2 separate regions of the Homo sapiens genome follow, and region 2 is linked to region 1. Evidence: chromatin loops called from intact Hi-C (ENCODE). Cell type or tissue: heart right ventricle. All regions are shown on one strand. Links, peaks and the distances in the headings refer to the core of each region. The heading gives the core; the rest is flanking DNA.

Evidence for each region. Peaks named below come from ENCODE experiments on the same cell type or tissue, not always from the same donor. Only the 100,000 strongest peaks of a DNase experiment are listed, where the experiment ranks them.
Region 2: a loop joins it to region 1, with 3 times the contacts of the local background. A loop is called at or near these places in 10 of 110 quality-filtered maps.

The regions. Positions count from the first base shown.
Region 1 is chr3:190,857,693-190,873,568 of GRCh38, reverse strand. GMNC (geminin coiled-coil domain containing) reads left to right here and starts at 10,875. Exons shown (of 5, transcript NM_001146686.3): 1 at 10,875-10,956; 2 at 12,711-12,885; 3 at 14,553-14,641; 4 at 15,670-15,786. The coding sequence starts at 10,954. In heart right ventricle, for the core only: no CTCF peak of the experiment used is centred there; a DNase peak (open chromatin) is centred at 10,758; H3K4me3 peaks cover 2,347 bases; H3K27ac peaks cover 1,922 bases.
Region 2 is chr3:190,799,459-190,815,334 of GRCh38, reverse strand. No RefSeq gene overlaps it. Among named protein-coding and RNA genes, the nearest start is that of GMNC, 55 kb to the left of the region's middle. In heart right ventricle, for the core only: no CTCF peak of the experiment used is centred there; a DNase peak (open chromatin) is centred at 7,464; H3K27ac peaks cover 2,257 bases.

The DNA.
Region 1 (15,876 bases), core at 6,080-14,079:
CTGTGTGTGTGTGTGTATATCTTTCATATAGGTCCAATTCCATTCTGCTAAGTTCTAAGTATTTTCAGGTGTGTGTGTGTGTGTTTGCATGTGTGCCATTATGGATGAGTTTTTAAAATTGTCAACTGGATCAACTATCTAAATGAAGTCTCTCCATGTGGCCTGGTTTTTACCTTAACAGTGTGGCTGGGTTCCAAGGTTGAGCTTTGAGAGGGAGGGAGAGAGAGGCAGTGGAGGAAGAAGGCAGGGGTGGGACTGGGGGAAAGAGAAGCCATATTGCCTGTAAGAACCAGCCTCTGAGATTACACAGTTCTGCCTGTTCTTTTAGGTTGAAGCAGTTATAAAGTCTCCTGTAGTTTCAAGAGAAAGAGAAATAGATTCTGCCTCTTGATGGAAGTGGCAAGGTTGTGAAAGAACATATGGGAATGGAAATACTGCTGTAGCCATTTTTGAAAAATATAATCTGCTATAGATGCAACAATGTGAGCTACAAATTTTAAAAATGATTTCTATAAAATTATCTATAACTATACCTAGACATTTAAAAATTCATGGTAAGGTTAACAATTTTACACATTGGCAACTATTAATTTTCTTCATGAGCATTCATGTCCATTGCAGATTTTTAAATTGTAATTTTTAGAGTTTCCTAAGTCATTTATTTATTATTTTATTATGTATTATTCTCCACCTAAAATATGGTATGTTTTATAATATGAATATCACATCCTGAATAATGGTGCTTAAACAGGTGAAACAATAGGGCTATTACAACTGTAATTTAATTTCAGAATACTAGATAAATGTTTTCCATGATATTTAGAATAGCCAAAGAAAGACATTAGAATGACTTTTTTAATTGTTCTAAATTATTATAAAATAAAAACACAATATCCCAAGATCTCATATTTAAAATGACAATACCTAATAAATACTGAAGAATTATTAAAATTGCTAACTATCCACAAAAGAACAACATTGATTAATGGCAAGATTAGATGGGAGTTCGAAGATCCAGTTTCTGGTTTAGCTCTTCACTTAAAAATTGGTCCTTAGCAACTCCATTAACCGCCCAGGTGGGTCTCAGGAGATGAGAGAATATCAGATGGGATCATCTCGAAAGTCCCCTTCTGTTCTAAAAATTATGAATTCAAAGTTCTAAATCCTTGGGAATAAAAGAGCATCAATTTTAAAAGACTTTTTTCTTTTGTTTTTAAATGAGAGCTGGTTTTGCAGAAGCATTTGGGAACCTGTATTGTCCAAAGTACTTGATTGGAGAAAATGCCTCTATTTTGTAGACTCTCATATTTATTTGAAAGACCATTATTTCACCAAATATTTGATGCTTTGAAAACAAATCTGCCTTCGCGTACCTAGTTAAAACCCTTCAATAACTTTCCATTGCTCATAGGATAGAGCATGGCACCTGCGTGACCTAGTCTTAACCTATCGCTCCAGCCCTATTATTCACCACGGCTTTCATTTCTGATATACGTATCAGGACCATTGAGTATGTGTTTTGTCCTCTCTGTTGTATGTTTCTCTCTCCCTCTCCCTCTCCACCGGTTTAATTCCTACTCTTTCTTCAAGTTTTGGTAAGATGTCATTTGGTCAGAAAAATATACCTTGACACCTCAGTCTACTCCCAGCTTCCTTCCTCCAGGTCAAATGGGTAGGAGCACAGGTCAACACATCCACAGCACCCTACAATTCCTTGTTCATTGCACTTATCACTATTTTAGTTTACATATATAAGTGTGTAATATTTTCCCTTAAGTATAAACACCATCAAGACAGCCATGTCTCTTCTGTTCAGTGCTTTATCCACAGTAATTATATAATGTAGAATAAAATTGAAGAAGAGCTCAGTTACTCTTTGAATGAATTCCTGCTTGTATTCACTAAAGTCTGCCATCTGGCCTTTGATGGAACACTTTCAGGAATGGAAAACCTACTACTTAAGAAAAATTGTTTATTTTTTGACAATTCCATTAACTACAACTATTGACCATCAATCTGTGGCCCTATAATTTTTGCCTTGAGTTTTTGTTTCAGACTCTGATTTTATGTAGAATAAGTACTTTTTGAGCTCCATCATCTATGTAGCATTTTCTCTGTTTAGTAGATACATTTTCATCTAGGGCATAGTCACACTTCAAATGCAGAAGGAATAGTGCAAGCTGATGCCTACAGGGAAGTGGTAGTTAAAGGAGGGCAAAAGATGAGACAACAAAACATTGTTCCACAAAGAACAAAAGTATAATATTTTATTTGTGGTTTACTAGTCTCAGCAAAACAAAGATTTAACCAAAGCTGTCTTCACATTCTTTTCTTCTTCTGATTGTTCACCTTTTGATGCATTTTCTTTCATATTCTTTGTTTTTACTTATTATATATATTTTTGACTTCTATTTTAGGTTCAGGGGTACATGTGTAGGTTTGTTATGCAGGTAAACTTGTGTCATGGAGGTTTGTTGTACATATTATTTCATCACCCAGGTATTAAGCCTAGTACCCCTTAGTTGTTTTTCCTGATCCTTTCCCTCCTCCCACTCTCCACCCTCCTATAGGCCCCTTTAAACTGTATTTTTCAGTTTTCTTCAAATCTGTCTGCTCACACTCCGAAGTTCCCAAAGGCATAATCAAAACATCAGTGTGGGAGGAAGATTCAACTTGGTGGTTTTTAACTTCCCCTTGAACCCTGATAAGTTCTGACCTAGTGTAACATGACCCATGAAGGTCCTGCACTCAAAATTCTTTTTTGCTTTCCTAAAACTTAAACCCTTAAGATTTGGAATAGACTCAATATATCCTCTCACTCAATGTGCTTCCCTGCTTTTCATGACCAGTTCTGAGAACCTAGGGACTCAGAATGGAGGAAAGAAAGAATGCTATAGTAGTGGAGATTAGCAATGATTCTACTCTACTATCAGCCTTCTCACTCACGGCTGCTTCTTCCTGTCTTCCTGATCACCCTTCATGGCCATGGAAGTTCTATTAAATCTCAGCAAAGCTATCCCTATATAAAAAAGAGCCAGAAGTTCTCCTGTCTGTTTAAAGATATGCATGGAAATTAATTACAAAGACAGACTTCTAATCTCAAAATCGTATTAAATTGTGAGTTCTGAGAATTAGAAATAATTTTAAGGAGCATATCTTTTTGGCACTATTGGTGTATGAGTATAATATAAACCATATGAGACTAGCAGTAATCCACCCTCTTAGTGAATTCCTCTAGTGACAAAGAGCTCACCAGTTACAGGGTATCAGGTTCTATGTTTACATAGTACTGAGAGTTACAAACGTTTATTTTTTAAACTGAAATCCGGCAATTTGGTAATTGTAACTATTGGAACTAGTTCTATTTAACCTCTTCAATAATTTTGTCACAACATTTCTCTTACAAAACAATAAACACTATTAACATGCTTGTATATTTTCCCTTTGCTTTTTAATATGTATGAATATATTTGCATACATTTTAATATAAGTAACATAATGTCATTTTTCTACGTCTTTAATTTTTTTTTCAAAAACATGTTCTGTAAATATGCAATCTGTACTATGGATATATATTGTAATTTATTTAAACAGTTTCTTACTGAACATTTTAAAACGTTCACAAATGTTCAGTATAATGGTGCAATAAACAAAGTTGTACATTATTTTTGCTCAAATGTATTATTTTTATAATTTTATAAATTATTTTGGGCTTACTGGCTTAAAGGATATGGATATTTTAAAGTTTTGAAATATATTTGCAGATGGATGAATGTTATAGGTACGTTTTTTCTCTTGATTATTTTGTTTTATGACAAAATATATGATTCTTCATACATAAAGAAAGATATATACATACACACACACACAAAAACCCACGCTTATAGCACTTATTTCTCTCCTGAGCTAAGAAAAAAGCAATAGACACAAAAGACAGATACTTGGGAATAAGAGTTATCTTTATCGTTAAATAAAAGCTTGACTGTAAAACACAACATATCTATAAATGCATATTAGGTAGCCTACTAAAACTATATACACACACATATGCGTATTAGATAGCCTACTAAAGATATACACACACACACACACAGTTACTATAACATATATTTTATACATCTGCTATATATACTATACTATATATGTGTGTGTATATATATATACACTTATGTATAGTATGTATATATATACACACACATAGTTTTAGTAGGCTACCTAATATGCACTTCTGAATAGAAATAGATTTACTCACTTTATCATGGTGACACTGGGTGGCCACACACAACTGCAGTTGGGTCAGAGCCTACTCTGTCAGCTTTCCTCAGGAGAAGCAGAGAGAGCATGTGCCGTGTAGACAATTACATTAAAATGGTAAAAAAGTTCTTCCTTTTCTTCTTTCAATCTCACCAATCAAATAAATCTGTTCTCCTAGGAATTGTTGCCCCTTTGTAGAAAAATTAGGTGCAGAGAGTAGTCTTCGTTTCCCAGCATCTGTACATTTCCATCTGTATATATTTCAAGGCAGTGGACTTCACTGATTACTCCATATACATGCATATGTATACATGCAAATATATAAGCACATATATTTATACATATTGAGATATGTATAAATTGTTACTAAAGAATACACAAAAATAACTGCTAATAAAAATGTTTTAAAATATGCAATTCTATAATATGCAATTTGAGTTTTTCCCAATTGTGTTCTAGGACAATAAACGATTTTTTAAAGACCTTAGTCAATTTGCTTGCCTGTCTTTGGGGGTCCTCTTATCTACAAATGAAGCTGTTGAAATGCATTTGTTAGTTTAACATTACTGGCTGTGATTTGGTCATGCAGTGCTAATACCGCTATCCCAAAGGTGGCAGCAGAAAAGCTTCTGGTTGGATAAAGAAAACAAAAAGATTATTTGCACTGTTTTCAACATGGCCCTCTTTATCTAACATCATAGACGTTTCTGGAGTTTTACTTTATTGTTGACAGAGTACTTTATTATGATACTTTTATTCATCTTAATGACATTTAGCATTACGAATTTCATAGCAATTATGTATTTTTCTAATATTGTTTTAGAATATACGAATACTTCCACTGGCTACAGGTTGGCATTATGCTTTCATTTTGTGAAGACTAAATGTAGAAAACAGAGAAATTATCAAGTTTCACCAATCTAATACAATTTTTAAGTAAATTTCTTTTATTTGTTTTAGTTGGTAAATTAGATAATTTTGCCACAAATTATTAGGTTAATAAAAATTCAGTTACTACTTCACAGATTTTATAGATTAAAAAACATGAAATTATAGCTTCGGTATAGCTTAACATTTTATATTTAAATGTATTTCTTTGTCTTCTTTTCATGAGAGAAGTCACATTATTTCAGTTTGTCTGATAATTTCAGGGCTAGACGAATTAGGTCCCAGTTGTCCTATTTTTCTATTACACTCTTAATTAAGTTTTTTTAAAGAAACTAGGCAGTAACCCTTTCATTTCTATTATCTTCAGAATAAAATTGGATGCCATGTCCAGTGCCAATGTACCTTTCAGAACTTTAATGCTTTGTCAGTAATCTATCCATTCATCTGTCCATCAAAAATCCCTAAGACGCATTTCATGAGCAATGAAAGCACAAAAACCAACTTTGTGGAAATACTGGTGCTCCGGAAGCAGAAATTCATTTTATTTCAAATTATAATTGGACTAGCATGCCTCTGATGTATATTAATTATGACAACTATTATTATCATTATTTAGAGGAAGGGTCTTGCTCTGTTGCCCAGGCTGGAGTGCAATGGCACAATCATAACTCACTGTAGCTTCAAACTCCTGGGCTCAAGTGATCCTCCCACCTCAGCCTCCTAAGTAGCCAGAACTACAGGTGTGCCTCACCATACTTGGCTAATATTTAAATTTTTTTTTGTAGAGATAAGATTTCACTATGCTGTCCAGGCTGGTCTTGAACTCCTGGTCTCAAGTGGTCTGCCCACCTTGGCCTCCCAAAGTGCTGGGACTACAGGCATGAGCCACCAGGCTTGGCCTTATTGTAATTATTTTCTAATGCAGTTGGGATAAAGTGAGGGAAGTAGAACTGTATTTGTTTTATTTTATTTCCGTTTCCATCTCTAACCTTGTGGCAATACAAACTAAATTTTACTGTTTTGTATGTATTTTCATAGTAGTATTGAGATTATTTTCTTCCAATCTGGCCAGATAGGTTATACAGAGAAGAGCTTCCCAACTAATGCAGTAAGGCACAATAGATTACAGGCCTTTGATATACTGAGTCTTCCTGTCCTTGGGGCTGGCCTGGTAGGATTTAGGGGATTCACATTGCTGTCAACAGGCAGGAAAATCCTCAACTATTTACTCCAGCTTGCCTGCAAATATTATTTTGAAGTGTTATCTTACGAGAAAAGCCATAAAGCAATGCTACCAACTACAGTAAAGGTTTGCTTCATTTTGCACAATGAATATAGATCTGTATCCATTTTCCAGAAAAATATAAAGTAGATAGGTGATATTTAAAATATATGCGCTTAGACTGAGAATCTTGAAAGTTGTGAATATCACTCTAGTATGTAATTTTCCTTAATAAAATGCAATAAAATATAACTGAAAAATTAAGCAATCACTTAATGAGTCAATAAATAAAGGACTAGATAGTTTTAAAGTTATTAAAATGCATTCTCACTGAAACATCCAATAAAACAGTATTATAAATCTCCACATACACACATCACATTTCCATATAGAGCTCATCTGAATTACGCCCAAATGGAACATTTCACTTTTTAGGTTACCTAAGTTCTTTCTGTTTCCTGGCCAATAGCCTGATATAGTTTTCTTGACTTTTTCTAATGCCAGAATTAACAGTTGACTTGCTCTTCAATGCCTTTTGTTCATGTAGAAACAGTTTTTTACCACTGCATAAATAAGTACATACATGAAGGCTACCAGAAAGCTATGTTACTGGCAGGTAGTAGTAGGTAGTAGACAAGTCTCTATCAATATCAACATGATTGATTTCTGCACATCACTTTGGTGGGGGTACATTTAGTAACTACGGGTCAACAAACTGAATCTGTCATGGTTCTCCAGATATTCTAAACAATGCAAATGCTAAATCTTACAATGAAAACCATCTACTGCACTGAATTTTCTCTAAGGATACATTTTTCTTCACCTACAAGTGAAAGCAGAAATGCTGTGGGTTTTTTGTTTGTTTGTTTTTGTGTTTTTGTTTTTGTGTTTTGCCTGGAGGGTCAGCTATTGAAGCTATGAGAAAAAGCTATGTTTGTAAAGAGAAATTAAAAATTGTTCTTTATTATATATGTTACAGAATCCACGAATGGGGTAATCAAATAAAGCGTTCTCCGGGGATGAAATGCATGAACAGTCCATGTGCCAATCTATTTGTCTCCTAGGTCTACCTCTGATCACACTCTACCTTTCCTGTCTGCAGATTTGGTTTGTGTGCAGGTCAAATTACCTCCTATCTTTTTTAATATATTTTTGCCCTGGCGGGGGCGGTACGATGGCTCAACAACTAGGTTGTTATTAGTCACCTACCGCTTAACACTATCCCTTTAGACACAATACAAAAGGCAGTATTCAACTGATCTTCTTGTTCACAGAAGAAAATCATCTATATGGGTTACATCTACACACTAAGAAAGATGCACTTCATGCATACATATGAAAACAAAACTGCCAAAAGATTTTACATTATTGTTTACTTGATGCACTTTTCAAAAAAAATTGTCAAACCAATAATAATAATAATAATTAGGCTTATACTTAAGATGTACATAAATCAAATTTGAAGAATTTAAAATATTTTCCATCTGTTACGATTTTAAGAAAGCTTTATCTTCTGATTTATGTTCAGTTGTTAATACTTCTTCACTGTTTAACTTCAGGGTTTCTGAATCACTATCTATACTCCCACTCCTAGTAAGCTGAAGTAGTTAATGATTTGTAAAACACTTGTGTGTTTAAAGGTCATCAAAGACTCTTGAAAAATATGTCTAGCCCTCAAAAAAAAAAAACACGTTATTTTACAAATGTACCTCTCATTTATAGTTGCTTTTACCAAAAAAAAAAAAGCACAGCAGCATGCATATGATCAAAGGCAGAATTCCCTATATCTAATAGTAAGAAGAGCTAACATCATGAATACATAGACAGTAAAATAGTAATTTTGTAAGCATTAGTGGTCAGCTTTTTAATAAACCTTTTGGGTATGTATTGCTTTCCTAATTTGCCAGATGAGTTAACTGAGGATTTAGAGTCTTTGATAATATAATTCCAGGTGATTCAATTTCAGAGAGTAGAGAAGAAATTGGAATCCAGGTATATTTGGATTGAAAGCCTATGGTCTGTTTTCATACTGTGTTTGCTCAATTGCCTATTTTGTATCATTTTCAGGCCCAAGAAATTATATCTCTCAGAGGCTCATGTCTCATTTGTGACAGCTTACAAAAAAGTAAAACAACTGGATCCTTTTTTTTCTGCTCCTGGTGCTCATCACAAAACTAACTGGGGTTTTGCCAGACAGACTCTATGTTGGGAGGACTACAAACATGAGTTCTTTGCCCTGAGCAAAATCACTGATTCTTACAACTTAAATGGGTTTTGATCGGTTTCCTTTTCTGATGTCAGGGTGATACTGCCAGTGCATCCTTGCTCAATATGCAGTGAGGACGGAGAGGGGACCACTCATGTCACTCTCTGAAATGAGTCCATGTAGAATAAGCCAGTTCACCTATTTTCCAGGCAGTGACACCCAAACCTGGTACTGTTCACTTAAAAATGCTTACAAATAGGAGAATCGCTTGAACCTGGGAGGCAGAGGTTGCAGTGAGCCAAGATCGCGCCACTGCACTCCAGCCTGGTGAGAGAGGACAGAGCAAGACTTCGTCTAAAAAAAAAAGAAAGCTTGCAAATAAACAGCATTGGAACAGGAGGAAAGGGCCCCAACAAGTCTGGCACCTTCTTCGTCTTCATCATCTATTCTTTTCTTAAATTTGGACACAGAGCACTTAATACGTATCTGCTGTGTGCTAGTCACCTTGTTAAGTGCTGTGGGTCATAAGTATAGTTCAAGGAAAAATAAATAACAGTCAAAAGTATTTTAGAGAAAGAGCTGTGCAGAACAGGCTCAGAAGTTTTCTCAATTCCTACTCCCTGTCTGGTGTTAGTTTGCTAGGGTTACCATAACAAAATACCATAGACAGGATAGATTGAACAACAGAATTTTTTTTTTCCCCCAAAAATTCTGGAGGCTGAAATTTCAAGAGCATGGTGTTGGCAGGGTTGTTGGCTTCCCCTGAGGCATCTGCTCTTGGCTTGGAGACAGGTGCCTTCTCACTGTGCCCCTACATGGCCTTTACTGTGTGTGTGCCACCCCTGGTGTCCCTTATAAGGGCACCAGTTTTATTGGATTAGGGTCTCACATATGACTTTATTTAGACTTAATTACCTCTTTAAAGGCCTTATCTCCAAATACAGTAACTTTGGGGTTAGGGGTTCAACATATGAATTTGGGGAAACACAACCCACCCATAAGAGTAACCATTACATAAATGTCTATAATGTGCAGTGGACATAAGCCAAGGTGGGTCAGATACCACATACATGGAGCTAGGAGCATGGATGCTTCAGCCAGCTTGGGTTTAAATCCCAAGTCTGCTACTTCTTAACTGTATAATCATTGGTGAAATTTCTTAATGTTAGTGCTTCATCAGTCAACCTGTTATACCAGACAATAAGAGTACCTACCTCCCAGGGTTAATGTAAATTGCTTTATATCTATTACGTTAGTAAGTTGAAATAAAAGTTGGCTATTAGTGGTGGCTAAATGGTTTTAAAGATGGTGTTACTCCTCTTTCTCCTCTAGATATAATAGGAACTGTGAGAATAAAAGGTAAGAGAAAAGACAGGAAATCAAATGCTTTAATTGAAAGATATTAACATACACCAAGTTTTCTTAATTATAATCATTTATTTTATTATAATGTGAAGAAAGGTACAATATAAAAAGATACTTGGATTCCGAAATTTGTAACTTAATTAATTGTTTTTACAAATCTTTGTTGAGCACTTATTACATGTGAGAAAGCGTTTCTGGTATTTTGGAGACAGCAGGGAACAAAATAAACAGGAATTGCTATTCCAGTGAAGCTTACATTCCAGGATGGATATATATCACCTCCATATTTAACACTCATTTCAGAAATAGGGGAAAGTAAGACACACCCAATAGAAAAAAAAAAAAGTCAATTGACAACGTCATACAGCAAGTTAATATTGTTATCGCGTAGCCAGAAAAAAATACACAGGAAGCATACTAACTCTGGGGCCAGTTAGATGGGCTTCCCTAAAGAGTCCCTTGACCCCTGTGATGCCGGTTTGGGCTTTTCTTACCCCACGTCCAGGCACCTGGACCATCTTCTCGCCCGGCCCGGCTCGGCCCTGCCCCGCGCTGCGCGTGGAGCGGGAGGGAGCCCGGCCCTCGCCTCGGTCCCGGCTGCGGGGTCGCCGCCCGTCTCCCCGCCCGTCTCCCCGCCCGTCTCCCCGCCCGCGGCGAGTCCACACTGGGGCCGGGTGTGAAGCAGCGCCGCGCACCCGGAGCGAGAGGGCCGGAGGTCCTGCCTCTGCCCCACGGCCGGTGGCCAGATCGGCAGGTCCCTGGTCCCGGCGCGGTGGCCGCCCAGAGCGCGAGTGACTTTGTCTTCTGCTGGGTGACTCCTGGCTCACGTCACCGGTTTGACAGCCTCTCACCAAATCACAGAGCGGCGCTCGCCGGGAGCTCTGGGCGTCACCGGGAGCTCCCGCAGATTAGAACTCGCCTCTCCTAGCTCCTCCCCTCAGTCTCATTTAAAGCTCCCACTGGTTTTACTGAAAAATTGAGTGGGCTCAGTTTCTGCAGCGCTTTCTTCCACTGCAAGATGGTAAGTGAGGAACTGGCGTTAGCTAGTCCGCTGGCAAACTTGGGTCTCTGAAAGTTAATAAGCTTTGCATTTAGAATTTATTCCACCTTCGGAGCAAGATTTCTCCGCTACCCGCCAGTTAAAACAGATCCTCTCTGCTGCCCTGTGTCTCTTTTAGTATCCTCTATCTGCTTTCTCTCTCTCTCTCTCTCTTTCTCTCCCTCTCTCCCTCTTCTTTCTCTCCTTTCTCTCTCTCGCCCTCTCTCTCTCTTTCTGTTATTACTACTTTCCTTACTTTCTCCCCAACTTCCCCCTCCACCTGCACTCACTTTTCATTCTACCTCTTCCTCTAGATTATGCATATATTTGCAAACACTTGGACATGAACTTGTCTAGGGATATTTGAAGTTTGTTTTCTTCTCAGGTATCAATTGCATAATAGCTTAGCTCTGATTCCAAAAAATAAAATAAAAAATAAAAAACCTCAGGGAAAGAGTCTGCAAACATGCTTTTAAAATAAAAGAAAATTGCACTTGATAAACTTTTGGCTGAATTTCTTTGGTCTGCACTGCCCAAGCTGGACTTGCTTCAGAACTGGAATTTTTCAAAACTTAATTTACCGAGAACATTAACAAAGTGCGATTGAATTGACTTAACTTTTTTTTCTCTTTTTTCTTCTTATTTGTTTTCTCTCTGTTTATGTTAATGTCCAAAGAAGCCCTGTAGTAGTCAAAAAGAGTTTTTCCAAAGCTGGGCTCTGCTAAAATGAATGGCTTTTACCTGATTAAACATTGACAAATAATTTAAATTTGGTGTTGTACAAATTAACCCAGGAAGGCTGCATACCTGCCCCTGCCTGGACGTATGGAAAGACTGTGTGTTTGAGGTTCAAGAAGTGGAAGGCAGGAGAGTGTTCACTGGATCAGAACACAGTGGAGAATACATGCCAGTTAATGGCAAGATAACTTTGGAGGGGCACTGAGCCCTAGTGATGGACAGAACTAGAGCTTGCTGTCTTTGCTAACGAACTTCTTTCAGCTTTGATTATACGTTTACTTGGAGCAGCTTTGTGGTCCTGTGCTTAGTGTTGGGAGCAAAATGTTTTAATTATCTCTGGGACAGAGATAGATAGATAGATAGATAGATAGATAGATAGATAGATAGATAGATAGATAGATGATAGGCAGACAGACAGACAGACAGATAGATTGATGGACTATGAGCCAGCAGTATGTTAGGTCAGACGGAGGAAAAAGGAAGGAATAAGGCAAGTATGATTCAGAAACAAAAATGAAGACGTTAGTCTATATTATGTCACATCCATTTCAGCTTTAGCATTCTGCGTTCTTTGTCCTTCAGGAGTTTTAGAAATATAATTAAGGTATTTGCAGAAAGAACCAAATAGTTCTTATGGTTTTGAATCATTAAGTAGAATTCCCTTTATTTAGATCTGGGTAGACTATTAGATGGGCTGGTCGTTGCAACAGACAATCCTCCTGGATATGTACAAATTTCACCCATTCAATGCTAGTCTGCTCTTTTGCTCAGAGGGCCTAAGGGAAATTCTGGGTAAACCAAGAAACTCATTCCCTTTTAGTAATTATAATTTGACCACCCCAAAATTAATATGGATCTATACTTAACACCTTTTCTGATTTTTTTTCTTTATATTTCACTGCATGTAATTTCGGTATTTCTCCCACCCTTTCCCCCTTCTAAATCTCCATCACCCCATCTTTTGGGACCCCTCACTCCCCCCATACTGAATTTCACAGAACACCATTCTGCCTTGCCAAGACCAGTACTTTGTAGGAGGCCAGAGCTATAATTGCCCGTATTCCACTACAACGTCAGAATCTAGTGTTGACGTTTCCACGGAGACTTGGGTCTCTTTCTGGGCTGCTGGTCTCCTGGACAACAGAGAGCTCCAACAAGCACCACAGGCACAGGGTAAGTTCTGCTCTTCTGCTTCCCTGATAGATCTGGAGCTCTTTTCCATACCCGTGGCTGCGGAGCATCATGGGCTGGGACTCTAGAATAAGGGACGATATGGAAAATTTAAGTAAACCCAAGGACTCCTGATTTTTACAGTCATAAAGCCTGCTGCTTTACACTTGCCAAATAGTGAAAATGGGATTCTTTACCTTGCCCACTGGATAGCATGTATTTCTCCCTACAATTTACAGTTCTTGGAGAGTCCTATCTCACTGAGGGAGTGTGAGTCTGGATCAAAGTTTTATAAACAACACACCAGCAGAATGTCTTTGGAATGAGGATACCAGTTGGAACACTTCTTTTGGAATTCAGGAAAGTTTCCCTGAGTTTGAGAGAAAAGCAAGAAATACTAACTTAATTTTTATTTCATAGAGGAAGTTCCATGGATAGTGTGTTAGAAGTTGAAAAAGGATTCCCTTTTACACACACAAAAAGCTTCAACTTTGGAGAGAACTATAGCATTGATGTAAAATGACATATTAATCTTGATCTGTGGCATACCAGCAGTATTTATAAATATTAAAGAAATGTCTGTGTTAAACACTCAAGTTTCTTAAAGAATTCTCAGACACCCCAGAATTAAATATCCATACTGTTGGTTCTGCTACATGATTTGTTTTATTTTTTAAAAAGACACAAACAAAGGAACCCCAAATATTAAAAGCACACTTAAATGTCAGGGAGGACATTGTTGAATATTAGCTTTCCACTACAAGCAACAGTAAAAACAAAATGCCCAAGAATGTGAACCCAAACTACTTATGCCATTTTATTCCTATCTCCTTACTCATCATTTCACTTTAATCAAAAATATTTCAGTATCAACAATATAACCAGAGAAGGACAAGAGTCTAAACTGTACTAGATGAAGAAAAGAAAGTAAAAGTAGACCTGGTTAGTATGCCCAACCATAGTTTTTTATTGATAGATAGAGCTGACTGTCAAATATGGGGGGAAAAGGCACTTTGAAAAAACATTTATAAAATATACAGATTAGGACAGTTGAAACAGATAAGGTCTGGGCACAGTTTTGAGATTTTCATTAAGATCTTCAAAGAAGCAAGGTCCAAATTGTTTTAAAGTAGAAAGTGCTACCACATAAAATTCCAAATAAATACAGTCCGTTAGATTAAAACAGGCAGGCAGACAGGCAGAGAAACTAGTAGCATTACAGACTAGAATTTAATTATAGAGCCAAACAGTACATTATCAAGTGCTAAAACTTAGAAAATAAGATAAAAACTAGAAAAACATAATGGAATTACAATGTTATGCCGAGTTTGGGGGAGATCAATAAGTATTTGCATAAATTAATGACAAAGACTGGACAGTCTTTAATTTATCCAGCAGGAATACATATATTAGGCAAGAATGTGACCCCTTACTGCTTAAAAAAATTTACCTTTTTAACTGCTATGTCATACAGCATATAAATATTTGTCTCTCACAGCTTGCTTGCCTTTTCTAAAAAACTTTAAATGTCTTGTTTTCCTGTATGGCAGCAATAGCTGTTTAAGAAAAATAATTGAACCTATTAAACTTTCTGATTTGATTTGATAAGTTTCTTTATTACACAGAAACTACAAGATTATTTTCTCAGTTATCTATTTGTATTTTCACAGAATCATTCAGTGACTCAAATTTTCCTCTTCCGGACTTGTGCTCATGGGAAGAGGCTCAGCTTTCCTCTCAGCTCTACAGAAATAAGCAGGTATGTGTAAGTCAGAACATTGAGACTGGTCATGTTCTATGTGGTCCATTCCCCACTGCTAATATCTTGCTTCTTTTCCCTTTTGAAATTCATGCTGACTCAGTTTAGAACCAAAGTGACTGGTGTGTCCAAAGAGAGATCAAAGTTAGATGATCAATGTCAGAGAAAAGAAAAACAAGCAAGACACTCTAGAAAGGCCTGCAGTCAAGCTCTCACTTTACACATTTTAGCCGTATGACCTTGAATCCTTTTCCTTGTCCTCATTTATGGAATTGTAAACCTTGTACTGCCTATCTCAGAGAGCGTTTGAAAAGATCGAATGATATAATGAGTGTGACAGTATTTTTAAACCATAAGCATAGCTAATACTTGGAGAAGACATAATGATTATAAAATATTTTCCTAAGATTGCTTTTTACATGTTGTGTCAGTTTTGCCCCTGAAGGATAATTTAATCTAGTGGACATACAGACAGATCAATCTGAGGCTGAAAGAAGCCAACCCACCTCTATTTTTATTTATTTATTTATTTAAACATGCAAGGGAGGAGTCCAGCAAAATCTTCCTAAACATCATTTTCTATATTTAATTTAACCTAGTGGACATACAGACAGGTCCATTTGAGGCTGAAAAAAGGCGACCCACCTCTATTTTTTATTTATTTATTTAGAAGTGCAAGGAAGGAGTCCAGCAACATCTTCCTAAACATCATTTTCTATATTTAAACAGTTGCATGCAGCTCATTTTCCTTCATATCTACCTGATTCGCTTGTGGTTACAATTTTAAAAGTCTATTATAATCTCTCCAAATGCTTTGCAATGAATGAACATTCAGAGCACAAAGCTGAACAACTAGGCATTAGGGGGATGTAGATTTAATTTAGGCCTCTCAGGATGAGGGCTCCCTGTGCTTGTGTTCATACAACAAACAATCATCAAGTTTAAGGCAGTTAAGGAGCAGTGGCATTATTATAAGGTTACAAAGTCAATATAGTGGAGCAGCCTTCACCACTGTCTGCTTTTTGTAGCTGCAAGATACCCTGGTGCAGAAGGAAGAAGAACTCGCCAGGTTACACGAAGAGAATAATCACCTCAGACAATACCTGAATTCTGCTTTGGTTAAATGTCTTGAAGAAAAGGCCAAGGTATGTATGATGTATGTATCTACTTTATAAGAACAAAGCAGTGATTTGAGAAAGGAAATGATTTATGTAAAACTCCTTGATTAAACAGTG
Region 2 (15,876 bases), core at 3,807-11,806, 56 kb after region 1:
AAGAAGACAACTCTGCTTCCAGGTATACAGCATACACAATTTTCTATACTACATAACACTTGAAAATGATAATAAGTGACTATGTAGTAGTTTATGTATTTGTCATACTACACTTTTTTTTTTTAACGGAGTCTCGCTTTGTCACCCAGGCTGGAGTGCGGTGGCGTGATCTCAGCTCGCTGCAACCTCCACCTCCCAGGTTCAAGTGATTCTCCTACCTCAGCCTCCCAAGTAGCTGGAAGTACAGGTGCATGCCACCAAGCCAGGCTAATGTTTTGCATTTTTAGTAGTGACGGGGTTTCACCTTGTTAGCCAGGATAGTCTCCATCTCCTGACCTCGTGATCCACCCACCTCTACCTCCCAAAATGCTGGGATTACAGGCATGAGCCACAGCGCCTGGCCCATACTACACTTTTTATCTTTACTTCAGAGTATAGTCCTTCTAATTAGATTATAGATAGATAGATAGATAGATAGATAGATAGATAGATAGATAGATAGAGATATATAGACAGATTTACCTGTGAGACAGTTTCAGGCAGGTTCTTCAGGTGGTATTCCAGAAGAAGGCACTGTTATCATAGATGACAGCTTCATGCATGTTACTGCCTTTAAAGACGGTCTGGTGTAACAAGATGTGGAGACAGACGAGAATGGTATAATGATCCTGACCCTGTGTGGGCCTAGACTAATATATGTGTTTATTTTTTGTTTTGAACAAAAAAAAAGTTTAAAAAAAGAAAATTTAAAAGTAGAAACAAAGAGTGAGGATATAAAGAAAGAAAATATTTGTATATAGCTACACAATGTATTTGTTTTTTAAACTCAGTGTTATTACAAAAGAGTTAAAAAAACTAAAAAGTTTGTAATGTAAAGCAGTTATAGTCAGCTAAGGTTAATTTATTATTGAAGAAAGAAAACCATTTTTAATAAATTTAGTGTGGCTTAAGTGTACAGCGTTTATGAATCTACAGTTGTGTGCAGTAATGTCCTATGCTTTCACATTTACTTACTACTGACTCACTGACTCACCCAGAGCAACTTCCAGTTCTTCTACAAGCTCCATTCATGGCAAGTGCCCTATATAGTGTACCACTTTTTAACCTTTTACACTGTATTTTACTGTACCTTTTACATGTTTAAATATGTTTAGAGACACAAATAATTGCCATTATGTTACAAATGCCTACAGTATTCGGTTCAGTAACATGCTGCACAGGTTTGCAGCCTAGGAACAACACGCTATACCATATAGCCTAGGTTTATAGTAAACATACCATCTAGGTTTGTGTAAGTACACACTATGAGGTCCGCATGACAACAAAATCACCAACAACACATCTCTCAGAATGTATCTCCATGGTTAAGTGATGCATGACTGTATTTTTTAATGTTTAGTTTGCAGCAGCTTTCCTAGGAAATTCTTAAGTATAGTTTTTTCTGTTTGTTGCACTCACTGTCTTTGGAATTTGTCGTTGGAGCTTCCGGGATCTATAAATTGTGTTTTCAGAAATCATATTTGAAAACTTGTATCCATTATTTCTTCAAATGCTGCTTTGTTCAGTGTCCTCTCTTCTGTCCTCACAGCTCTCCATTTATACCTATATTTGACTAATTTATAGTTTCTCGGAAGTCCTTGAGACTTTGTCCATTTTCTTCTGTATTTTCTTTCTCTGAGTGCTTTATATTGGATGATTTCTATTGACTCAACAAACAGAAAGTTCACCGATACATTCTTCTGTTATGTTCAATCTGCTTTTAATCACATTCAATAATTTTATTTCTGATACTATATTTGTTAGTTCTAGATTTTCTATTTTTTAATTGCTTTCAGGTTTATCCGGCAATGTCCTATTTTCTCACTCATCATATCTGTCCTTTCCTGTAAATTCTTTAATATATTTGTATGATTGTTTCAAAGTTCTTGTCTAATAATTCAAACATTTGGTTGTTAAATGTCTTTTTATTTACTGAATATTTCCTTGTCATAGGTCATATTCTCCTACTTATTCATGTTTTATAATTTTCATTTTATGCTAATATATTGTATAAAAGGAAATACTGAAGTAATGCATATATACATAGTATATATATCACATATAGTATATATACTATATATACTATATATTATATATAGTATATGTAGTATATATACTATACTACATATATGCTATATATAATAGTATATAGTACATACAGTATATATGTAGTATAGTATATATACTATATAATATATGAATATATATAAAATATGTATAATGCATAAAATATATATACTGCATATATTTATATATATAGTTTTATTTGTTTCTTTTTCTCTAAGAAGTGATCCACTTTCCTCTGTTTTCCTCTGTTAGCTAGAGTAAAGGACTGATCAGTTTGTTGCTTCAAGCAGAATTTGAAATGTCTGTAGAGATGTTGTGGCTTTAATCCATCTGGCAGGGCTTAGAATGGAATCACTAGGAATCAAAGTAGTTGTTTCTTTTCTTTTTGGCTCAGCCCCCAAATACTTTGGGCCACCAAAACGCTAAAATTTTGATGTTATCAGAATTTTCGTTAATTTCAGCTTTAATTAGACTCATTTTAACTTTCTTTTAAATTTCTTGGCCACTTGTTTGGGACTTTCTTTTAAGTAATAACCTACGAATAAATACTGCAAGATTATGAGATCTCAAAAATAAAAAATCTTAGACGTATATCTGAAACTGAAACTACAACACTGCTAGACCCTCAGACTGCAAGACCTTGATGAAATCGAGGGGGCTCTAAGTCTGCAAGATGTGAAAACACTTCACTCTCATTGAAACAGTAACATAAACAAGAACACATTTTTTTTTCTTAAATTCATTAAAAAGCTATGAGCCTAAAATTTTTTACATACAAAAATAAGCACAAGGAGGATCATCGTAAGAGACAAAGGTTACTTTCATAGCTGACACAGCTTGGAGTAAGCAGTTTGGGCAAAGAAGAAAGAACTCTCGGATTGGGAAATAACTGGATAATCATTTAACATTTCTAGAGCTAGGTTGATGTCAACAGAGTGCAAACATTCGCCCGTATTACTGAGCACCTACCCATTGCGTTGAATAGAACAATTTCTGTTTGATTTGACTCTCCAGCAATATTCTAATAAGTAACAGCAAAATAATTGTTTTACATGCCTCATGAAAAAGTCACAATTTTATACTCCATCTTCTAAATCCCACAAATGTGCCTTCGTCCTGCATCAGCTGTTCAATATTTTTTCCCTCACAAACATTTGTCTCATTTACCATCTCCCCAGTGATTCTTTCCCTGAAACCCTGTACTTTTGTAAGCCGGATGTTTACTAATGCACAGCGCCATCTCCTGGTGATAATTAGGAATCAATAGCGGACGTGTACAAAGATTTAGGCTTGTTTCCAGTGGAAGCACAGGGTTAGCCCTCCTTGCCCAGTGTACCTTTTCCCTGACTGGGTGGTATTAGGCAACTCTAGCAAAAGCCGCCGCAAGAAACCATCCCGTTTATTAGAGATGCACCTGAGTGACTTTGTATTATAAAGAGGAACGCCATGATGACATACTTGCTTTTGCGTGTACTATTAGAGGCATGTAATAGACTATAATATCTGAACTTACAATATATGGTCAATAGCTACTGAATACAGATGGCACTGTGACATCAGGAAGAATATAAAATATCTCCATATTTGAGATTGTGAAGAAAAATCACCATTTGGAGTCAGAAAATCCAGATTTTAGTTGTGCGACCCAGACAAGTGCTTTTACTTCTGTGAGTCTCAGTTTCCTTATCGGTTAAATGATCATATCTCTTGCACCTGCCTTGGTGTGCTATTCTGTGGATAAAGTGAGATAATAGATGTAAAAACATCAGTGAAAGGCTAAACACATACAAGTGTCACTAGTAGTCATGGTTAGCTACTGAAATTAGATGGCACTTTTCATGACAATTCAATCCAAGCTGTGTTGCAGGCAGGAATTACAAGTGTGGTATCTTCTTGAGTTGAGAAAAATGGAATTAAAGGACTATTTACAAGTCTCTTTGTGATCCTCGGAAAAAAACAATAATCCCTTTTTCCGTGGATAATATTCTCATTCCTCTGATGATTACAGTCAACAAGGGCTGGTCAGTGACTCAGAGAAAGAGCCTATCCTACCTGAAAGAGGTGTGCTCACCACCAAGTAGTCAAAACATCTATGTGAGTGTTCACAGACACGGTCAGTCTTTTCTGCACTCACCGAAGCTGATACAGACAGGAAGCACAGGACAGTTTGGGGCAACTCCTAATCCCATCCTCCAAGCCACAATTACACACTTGGTTTTCCTGACTATCTTCTCATTTAAGGTTAGCTGTTAATATACAGTTTGATGTTTTAAAAAGGGGGTTTTAGGTGAGTTGTGCTCAGAAGGACTCTGGAGAACAGTGAGTGCAACTGTCTTTTTTTATAGATAAGAAAATTGATGACCAAAATAGAAACAACAAAAATTTACTCATGGTATCACATTGATACTGAACAGGTACCCCAATATATGAAACGCCCAACATATGTTTTGCTTGTTTATTTTGTTTTGTAATTACAGTACTGGGAACTGTTGTGGCTTTCTGTTTTCTCTTTGATCTGTGCTCCAAAGAATGATTCTGATTATAGGATGTCAATATCATAAAAATATAGCATTTGATGGTAACAAAGCTGCTCTCTGACTTACAAATACAGATCACAAACATGGATTTTCATGTTTTTTCCACCAGGGGTGAAACAGAGAGATGGTTATTTGGATGTCCATGGGAGACAAGCAGACATGAAAGATCAGCCAGTTACATGTAATAGAAAAAGAGTAGTAGGCTAACATCAGGGTCCAGAGACAGGCAAATGCTAACCACCCACATAATGGTTTGTTGTCATGGAGGTCAAAGAAGAGATAACCTAGGGGATCATCGAGCAGTAATCAGGGGTCTGGGCCCAGGTAGAAATTGGAACTCTCCTCGTAGTTAGGCAGCAAAGCCAGAGTCATTGTGTTAGTGTTCAAAAATAGCCACTCTCCTCCGTAAATAAAGGACTGGAGATTTCGACTGCATATCAAAGGTGAGAAGTATTCTCTTACCTTTTCTAGGCTACACCAGAGAGTTTGTGGATCCATAAATCTGGTTCTGAACCATAAACAGCTTTTATCACCTCTGACTCCTGACAGTGATGATAGCAGTGGCTACTAACTCTAATATTACACTTGAATTCTTTGGGGGCATAGGTGGAATTTTATTGAGTTTTGCAAGCCACTCAAAATCCAGAGAGCATGTGGATTTGTCAGGGAGCAGGTCCAGGGAAGACGCTAGTGATGGTCAGCAGCCTTCCCCACTCAGGGGATAACTCTGAGTTCCTAGAAGAGTACAAGAGACAACACTCACTGACCTGGCTCCAAAGTGAGGCGACGCAGGGTCAGAGTGTAGTGCTTGGCGAATGATCTCATGTGTCTCTGGACAGCTTTTTTGGTTTCTGAATGACTACAGCCATATCTGTTTCTAGACCCAAAAGCTACAGGAGACAAGAAGCAGGCCAAAAGACACACTGGCAACTTCTATGTGCATTCAGGGGTGAGCATCCTGAAGCCCAGAGCTGCAAATTCTACAAGAGAAGCCTCCTACCTGTAGGTTTCCTTAAATCTTATTCTGCTCCAGAAAGGCATTCAAGATGAGTTGTGGGATTTTAACTCATGAGAAACATGTAAGGCACATCCAATGCTGGACACAAAAGTCATCACTGCAAAGTATGAGCTGGAGCAGGACCAAACACAGGGAGTCGTGTTCCTTCTTGTCCCAGACGAAACAGAGACAATTACTTCTAAAGGTCTGTGTGAGTGATACTTAGTCTTCATGGTTAGTTATTAACACTGGTTGCAAGCTGGGGGGCCCCTCAAAGCATAATTGATGTCTATTGTTTAATTTGCAACTTTGAGTCCTGTGTTAGACAGCAAGCCAAAAAGGGTGGGGGCATCTTAGTAAATAAAAGGAGACATAAAACCTACCACCAAATTCCTCCGCTTCCACTATTCATTTTGAAGACTTTCATGTTTAGTATTTAATGGGTACAAATATAATTGATCACTTTAAGTCTTTGTTTATTTGTACAGATTTAAAAAACAACCAGAACAGCTGCCTCTCTGCTGACTCTGTGGGGTAAATGTTCCTGGTCAGTGACCTGAGAGCAATGTAGACCCATTTAGAATAGAAACTTTCCTCTTCATACTTTAATGTGGCTTCTTAGAAAAGCATTAAAATTTGAGCCCTCTCTGGAATCACCTGTTGTTACTAGGAGAACATTGCCCTTGAAGTCAAGCAGGCATCTCAAGAAGAATTGTAGGAGTAGAAAGGGTACGTTTTTAGAGTAACCTTTTGGTCGTGTTACCTTTGGATTCTGTTATGTTCAATACACGTTTACAAGAACCTATTATTGAGATGGCTTATAAAAATTAAGTAACAAAACTGATCCATGTGAAGCGCCTAGCAGAACACTCAGAAAATGAGGGCTAATATAAATGCCAAAATGTATATTATCACTAAGGTAACAAGTATTTATATAGAAATTTTAGAAAATTCGGATAACAGCAAAAGTAATAAAATCACCTGCAATCTTATTCCACAAGATAATCTCTGTTAATGGTTCCAGTCATTTTTCCTAAGGAAGTTATTATAATAATAATGATGGATTATATAATTACATTTTGCAAGTGCTTCATGATACCAAGATAACCATCCCTGAAAAATTTGGTGTAAAGAGTCTAAGAGATTAAGACGTTAGTGTATTCTGCAGTGAGTTAGCTCTATGACCTCGAGTGCTTCTTTTGTTCTCTGGTCTTCATTTTTACCTCTATAAGTGTATAAGTAAAGCTATGTAATCACTAATGACTTTCTCCACTAAAAATCAAAATTAGAAACAAAAGCCCTATTATCTTTCTTTCTCTTTGTTTCAAAATTTCATCCTGGTATTCGGAGATATAGACAGGAATGAATTGGCTATTGTTGAAACTCTGATTTCTTAAAAAAACAAAAAGTAAAATGAATTCTTATATACATTTAGATTAATGGTAATGTGTACAGAGTGGTAAACACACACAAGCATGTACATGCACACACACATATTCTTGGAGGTACTAGTCACCAATAGGTCAAAAAAGGTACTCATATGTAAGACTGACACTGTTTCAGGAATCAGAGAAGCCATTTGCACTTGGTCTTTTAACTTGTCAGTGAAAAATTGATGAGTTGTGCCTATACAGGCACTGAGCTAAGGTCAAACTACCCTTGAAGAGACAGGAAGAAAGAATAAGTGATTTATAGATAAGGCCGGTAGCCTTGGCACCAGGAGCTTTTGTTTTTTTTAGCTCTAGTCACTGAGAGAGGAGTGCGCCTCAGCAGGCACAAAGTGTTCCCCAAACAATGATAGACACACGCCAAATTGGAGCCCAGCCAGGTTCCAGCTACCACACTGAATCCCTACTTGCTGCCCATAGGCATACACAAAAGGCAGGCCCAGGTTGACACAGCCTCCCAGGTAAGGACCAAAGCTGCTATTTGTCATCACTAAACAAATGGGCCATTCTTTCTCCTGCTCTCTAGCAATGGCAGTGAAACTTGCCTAGAAAAAAAATAATGGGACAAAAAAACAACTCAAAATTCTGGGCTTTAGGTAAGAGTGAACTCCCTCCCTTCAACTCTATTACATTAAGAAACATTGCTGAATTCTGCTAGTTACTTTCTCTGTCATCTTGAGTATATATTTTTCTAAATAGTTATATAAACATTAACCTAGTAGCTGTTTTCTAATTATGAAAATAATTCTTGTCATTGTAGATGATGCAGAAAATCAGAAGAATCCAAGAAAGAAATTAAAAGGTCTTCATAATTCGGACACTAGAGATAGCCACAATGGTCATTTTAGTGTGTACAATTTTGACAATTTTTCTGTGTGTGGTGATTGTGTATGTGTGTGTAGTGTGGACACACAGATGAGTAGGTGTGATGAATCACTGTTTTCCATAATTGGAAACATATCATACATAATATCTCCTACTGTTTTACTCAACATTACATCATGAACATGTTTGCAGTCATTAAGTTATCATAAAATTGTGAAAATAATATCTTTTGAGTTATTACAAGTGTTCAATAAATAAATGTAAAAGGATGGTCATGGTGGCTCATGCCTGTAATCCCAGAACTTTCGGAAGCCAAGGCAGGTGGATCATCTGAGGTCAGGAGTTTGAGACCAGCCTGGCCAATATGGTGAAACCCCATTTCTACTAAAAATACAGAAATTAGCCGGGCATAGTGGCTCATGCCTGTAATCCCAGCAATTTGGGAGGCTGAGGCAGGCAGGTCATGGAGTTGAGGCATTTGAGACCAGCCTGGCCCACATGATGAAACCCCGTCTCTACTAAAAATATACACATTAACTGGGCGTGGTGGCACACGCCTGTAATCCCAGCTACTCAGGAGGCTGAGGAAGAGAATCACTTTAACCCAGGAGGTGGAGGTTGCGGTGAGCTGAGATGGTGCCACTGCACTTCAGCCTGGGTAACAATAATGTAAAAGCTCCTATATTGTGGCTTCTGGCTGATAGTAATCACTGAAATAATGTTAACTTCATTAGAATCCAATCAACTTGAAATATTTCTTTCTGTTTTAAATACCCAAAACTATATAGCAAAACTGTCCATGAAGAGATGGGAGAATGATGTTGCGGAATATCACAGGCTAAAAAGCAGTGACCCTAGCTGGCTGATATTTCCTCCCATCTCGTCTTAAAGAATGTGCCAGATTATACTTGAGAAGAGTCCACTGGCAAAGAAATTATTAAATACTAACACAGCTCATTCTATTGTCTCGCAGCTTGAGTCACCAGAAAATTCTATGTAATGTCAAGATCAAACCAATCGAACCATGTCTTTCTATCAACCTAGTCAGTGATCCCCATTCAAGCCATTTAACAATGTAAAAAAAAATTATTTGCTCAAGACCGTTGTGCAGATAATGTGAGGCAGTAATGCTTAGGACTGAAGTTGCATTTCCTGTGTTCTGTCTAATATTTTTCTTCTATTTATATAGAATTATAACTGTAATTCTCACTCACTCAAATTAGGCTTATTGTTAACAAAGAGATTACAGTTTTTAAAAGTAACAACATCCTTATGAACAGTACTGTGCAAAAATATATGTACCATGATTACGGTACAAAGGGAGAAGAAACATCTTTGGAAGCCCATGATTAAAATGAGGTAGAGCACTACATATAGGTACAAATCCCCAAATCACATAAAAGATGTTCTAACATGCTCAACTCTGACCCCTGATTAAGAGGATAATCTGCCACTACTTGGCAGCAAAAAGCTCTGAGAAACTATAGATCAAGTGGCAAAATATGGATGCTACTTTCCAGCCTTTGATTCTATTATTCAGTGACAATTTTTAAATGTTTATATGTGCAAAGCACTGTAATGGGAGCTTTAATATATGCAGTTATGTTTAATTATTAATTTTGTTTAATACAGCAATCATGCATTTTAAAGACAAGATCAGATGAAAAAGTTGATATTTAGTTCTTTGACCTTTAAATAACCTCCCCATGTTTGCACAGCTAAAAGTGGTAGTAATGGCTTTTTAAAGCTCAATAATAATTATGTATACCACAGTTAGAATTTGGAAATTAGTCATTTGCATGTAATAAAATTATTGACACATTTTTATTTAAATATAGTACTACCCTAGCGTCCACCTTATCTGTACTCAATTTCATCTAATTTTTTTGTCTTTTCTGAATCTTTTAAATATTTAAAAATGATTTTCCACTCCTTTTGACAAGAAATTACATCTCGTGGCCTTCTTATTTTAGGGTTTTTTCCTAGCAAGTACAGCATACATTCTTAATTTTTAAAAGTCTAATTTTAACAGACGTTTTTAACTTTTTCCAAATGTAACAGGGACTTCAGAAACCTTTATTTCTATTTCTTCTATGCCATCATTTTAATTCTTCATATATTTAAAACTAACTGAACAGTAAATTTACTATTTTAGATAGTCACAATTATGTTAACTGTTTAGCTAAATACTATTAGATTTACAGTAAACACTGTGTTTACTGATTTAAATAGCTAAACACTTTTAAAAAATTACTTGAAGTGGGTCCAGTTTCAACTCTTCCATTGCGAAAAACTCCAAGCTCCTGCCTTCTTCCCACCATAAGCAGTGGAATGCCAGCTGAAGTCGAGTATCTCATGGGTCACTACTGTGTAAGCTCATGATTTTGAGTTTTGTCTTTAGTTCCTGATTCTGAAAACTTTACATTTTATGATTGAGCTCAACTTTATATTAAAAAGGGTTTGTAAGACATTATCAATAATTTCTAGATGTGAGTAGAAGAGTACTCACCCACATCAGCACAAAAAGGCTTCCATTTTTGTTTGTAATTATCTGTAAGACTTGAACTTATGTTTTTTAAGCAAAAACGAACCATAAAAATATAAAAAGATAGATGTTGTTTACACTCTTCTAGTAGAAACAAATGTAAAACAGAGCTGTTCAAACATAGACTGCTAGCACACAATACATCCTATGTACTTTTTATTCTAAGTTATTTAAAAGGAAATTCAGCTAGCAAAATAATAAATGCCCTGTCAAATGCTGGACATTAAGCTTAGTACATAAAATGTAAACCCTGACTTAAATTCACTTCTTGATATTGTCTCATGTCCAAAGAATGAATTAAATATCTATGTCTACTTACAAAATGTGGCATGTTCATAACATGTTAGTTATTCACTATTAATTTAGCCACAAAATTCTGACAGCTGTCAAAAATTCATACATTTATCAGTTATCTCAAAACTGGCAAAGCCAACCTCACCTGTGAATTAAACGTCCATCATAGTGAGGTTTCCATCAACATCTTCTAATCTTCCGTATCTGGATGTTTGATTATTATACAATAAGGTACATGAGGTGGGATTGGGAAGGCTGTCTGGTTGAATATGACATTATTCATGCAATGTGTAGGTAAGGGCTCAAAAAATTGAAAGTCCAGCAAACAGACAATTTTTACCGCAATAAATTATGAGAAATCATTAGGATTTTATAGGATGGCATAAGATATAACCACAAAATACAGAACCTCTACATAATGGTAAAGATTTATTTCATTTAGCACTCAAGCTAGATATTTTCTTCCCCCAAAAAGCAATGTTTAACATTTCATCACTTCCTTCTGTGCTACACTAAAGCAGCTAACTTACAAACAGGATATTAGCGCATTTATAGACAATATGCTCTTCTGTGAAATAATATTGAAATATTAGAATACTGATGTTTCCTATGTTACTTGTGCTCAAAAGTAATTTATTGCCTGCTTCCCAAATAATTTCCTCTATTCGAATGTCTAGAAAACAAAAATTAATTTCTCTTCCTCCCTTGAAATTAAGCATTACCACATAACCTCTTCTGGATCATATACGATGCAAGAGGAGTTTCTAGGTTAGTTTCTAAGGGAGTGTTTTTTTTTAAATTCAGACTTCACTGTTAGAATGTGTTTGTCAGTTCACCTCTAGCTGCTTTGTTTCCTTCCTGGATAATTGATGCAATGCTGGGAGTGCAGTAACCAGGCTGGGATCGTGACATTGAAAGTCACACACTACTTATAGCAGATCAAGACAGCCTAGGTCCTTGATGACATTTTAGTCATGAACTCCTTATCCTGAACTTATTGATTCTTAAGAAAAACAACTCCTATTTGTTTTAGCCATTATTAGTTATTGTAATTTTTGTGGTTTACACCAATATAATCATGACGCATGTACCTTTCCCACCATTCAGCCATCGGTACCAACTGCCTTTCTCTTCACAGTGAGATATATATCAGAAGTTTCCAAACTTCCTAGGTTCAAAAGCTCTTAACATACCAGTGATTTCCTCAGAGCACTCCAGGCTAAAAAAAACACCTAACAGTTCAATTTATGAATTCATTAGATCCAATTTAACAATTTAACTTTTGTAATTTGTGTGGTATCTATATTCCCTTAAAATATGTAAAATATTGCACTGCACCGCGTGAATGACCTGTAATTTCCAAAGGAGGGAGGAAGGAGAGAGAGAGAAAGAGAGAGAGAGAGTATCTGATGGCAGAAATGTGAATTTAAATACTTAATAAAGTTTTCAAAAAAATTTTTAAAATTTTTGTGAGTACATAGTAGGTGTATATATTTATGGGCCACATGAGATGTTTTGATACAGGTATGCAATGTGAAATAATCACATCATGGGGAATGGGGTATCATCCGCTCAAGTGGAAGTTTGGAAGTATTCCTTCTCCTCTATTTGTTGAAATAGTTTGAGTAGGATTGCTATTTGTGCTTTTTAAAATGTTAGGTGTAATTCAGCAGTGAAGAAATCAGGTCCTGGGCTTTTCTTTACTGAGATAATTTTATTATTGGCTTTGATCTCATTACTTGTTATTGGTCAGTTCTGATTTTGGATTTCTTCCCGGTTCAATCTTCATAGATTGTAGGTATCTAAGAATTTGTCCATTTCTTCTAGATTTTCCAATTTATTGGCATATATTTGCTCATAGTAGCCACTAGTAATCCTTTGAATTTCTGCAGTATCAGTTGTAATGTCTCCTTTTTTATTTCTGACTTTATTTGAATATTCTCTCCCCTACTCTCCTTTTTTTCTAGTTAGTCTGGGTAATCTTTTGTCAATTTTGTTTAACTTTTCAAAAAATCAACTTTTTGTTTTATCTTTTGTATTTTTTATTTCAATTTCATTTATCTCTGCTCTGATCTTTATTATAATATTTCTTTTCTTCTAATTTGGGGTTCAGTTTGCTCTTGCATTTCTAGTTATTTAAGATGTATTATTAGGTTGTTTACTTGAAGTTTTTCCTCTTTTTTGATGTAGACCTATAGCTATAAACTTCCTTCTTAGTACTGCTTTTGCTGTATCACATAGATGTTGGCATGTTGTGTTTCCATTATCATTTGTTTACATTTTTTAAATTTCCTTTTTTATTTCTTTGTTGACCCACTAGTCATTCAGAAATGTAATGTTTAATTTCCATGTACTTGCATAGTTTCCTAAATTCCTCTTGTTATTAATTTCTAGTTTTATTCCATTGTGGTCATAGAAGATGCTGGATATTATTTCAATTGTTTTGAATGTTTTAAGACTTGTTTTGTGACCTAACATCTGGTCTATCCTTTGTGTATTAGTCTGTTTGCATGATGCTGGTAAAGACGTACCTGAGACTGGGAAGAAAAAGAGGTTTAATTGGACTTAGAGTTCCACATGGCTGGAGAGACCTCAGAATCATGGTGTGAGGCAAAAGGCACTTTTTTTTGTTTTTGTTTTTTTTTGAGACAGAATCTTATTCTGTTACCTGGACTGGAGTGCAATGGCATGATCTCAGCTCACTGCAAACTATGCCTTCCGGGTTCAAGTTATTCTTCTGTCTCAGCCTCCCGAGTAGCTGGGATTACAGGCACATGCCACCATGCCTGGCTAAATTTTTGTATTTTTTAAATTAGAGACGAGGTTTCACCATGTTGACCAAGCTGGTCTCAAACTCCTGACCTCAGGTGATCCACCCTCCTCAGCCTCCCAAAGTGCCGGGATTACAGGCATGAGCCACTGTGCCCAGCCAAAATGGAGCTTCTTACATAGCAGCAGCAAGAGAAAAATGAGGAAGAAGCAAAAGCAGAAATCCCTGATAAACCCATCAGATCTCATGACACCTATCCAGTATCATGAAGATACCATGGGAAAGACTGGCCACCATGATTCAATTACCTCTCCCTGGGCTCCTCCCACAACACGTGGGAATTCTGGGAGATACAATTCAAGTTGAGATTTGGGTGAGGACACAGCCAAACCATATCATTCTGCCGCTGGCCCCTCCAAACTCGTATCCTCACATTTCAAAACCAATCATGCCTTTCCAACAGTCCCCCAAAGTATTAACTCATTTCAGCATTAACTCAAAAGTCCACAGTCCAAAGTCTCATCTGAGACAAGGCAAGTCCCTTCCACCTATGAGCCTGTAAAATCAAAAGCAGGTTAGTTAGTTACTTCCTAGATACAATGGGTGTACAGGTATTGGGTAAATACATTCATTTGAAATGGGAGAAATTGAGCAAAAGAAAGGGGTTCCAGGGCCCATGCAAGTCTGAAACCCATCAGGGCAGTCAAATCTTAAAGCTCCAAAATGATCTCCTTTGACTCCATGTCTCACATCCAGGTCATGCTGATGCAAGAGGTAGGTTCCCATGGCCTTGGGAAGCTCCGCCTCTGTGGCCTTGCAGGGTACAGCCTCCCTCCCAGCTGCTTTCATGGGCTGGCATTGAGTGTCTGCAGCTTTTCCAAGTGCACGGTGCAAGCTGTAGGTGGATCTACCATTTTGGGGTCTGGAGAATAGTGGCCCTCTTCTCACAGCTCCACTAGGCAGTGCTCCAGTAGACACTCTGTGTGGGAGCTACAATCCCACATTTCCTTTCCAAACTGCCCTAGCAGAGGTTCTCCATCAGGGCCCTGCGCCTGCAGCAAACTTTTGACTGGGACCCAGGGGGTGGTAATTGAATCATGGGGGCTGGTCTTTCCCGTGCTATTCTCATGATAGTGAATAAGTCTCATGAGATCCGACAGATTTATCAGGGGTTTCCTCATTTTTCCAACTTCTGCCTGTTACCCAGTTCCAAAGTCGCTTCCACATTTTCAAGTATCTTTTCAGCAATGCCCCACTCTACTGGTACCAATTTACTGTATGAGTCCATTTTCACACTGCTGATAAAGACATACCTGAGACTGGGAAGAAAAAGAGGTTTAACTGGACTTACAGTTCCACACGGCTAGGGAAGCCTCAGAATCACGGCGGGAGGCAAAAAACACTTCTTACACGAAGGCTGCAAGAGAAAAATGAGGAAACCCCTGATAAACCTGTCGGATCTCATGAGACTTATTCACTATCATGAGAATAGCACGGGAAAGACCAGCCCCCATGATTCAATTACCTCCCCCTGGGTCCCTCCCACAACACATGGGAATTCTGGGAGATATAATTCAAGTTGAGATTTGGGTGGGGACAGAGCCAAACCATATCACTTGAAAATGATTAAGATGCTGAGGAGAAGAATGTGTTTTCTGAAGCCGTTGAATGAAATGTTCTGTAAATATCTATTTGATCCAATTGGTCTATATTGCAGATTAAGTCTAATGTTTCTTTGTTGATTTTCGTCAGGAAGATATGTCCAATGCTGAAAGTGAGGTGTTGAAGTCTTCAGCTGTTATTGTATTGGAGCCTCTCTTTCTCTAGCTCTAAAAATATTTGTTTTATTTCTGTGAGTGCTCTAGTGTTGGGTTCATATATACTCAAAATTGTTACATCCTTTTGCTGCATTGACCCTTTTATCATTATATAGGACTGTATTAGGCCATTTGCACACTGCTATAAGGAACTACCTGAGATTGGAAAAATTATGAAGAAAAGAGGCTTAATTAACTCACACTTCCACAGGCTTAGCAGGAAGCATGACTGGGAGACCTCAGGAAACTTAAAATCATGGCAGAAGGGGAAGGGGAAACAAGTACCTTCTTCACATGGTGGCGTGAGAGACAGCCAGCAAAGGGGGAAGTGCCAAACACTTTTAAACCATCAGACCTCAAGAGAACTAACTCACTATCATGTGAACAGCAAGGGGGATATCCACCTCCATGATCCAATCACCTCCCACCAGGCCTTCTTCCAATTCAACATGAGATTTGGACGGAGACACAAATCCAAACCATATCAGTGACCTTTGTCTCTTCTTATTGTTTTTGTGTTGAAATCTATTTCGGCTG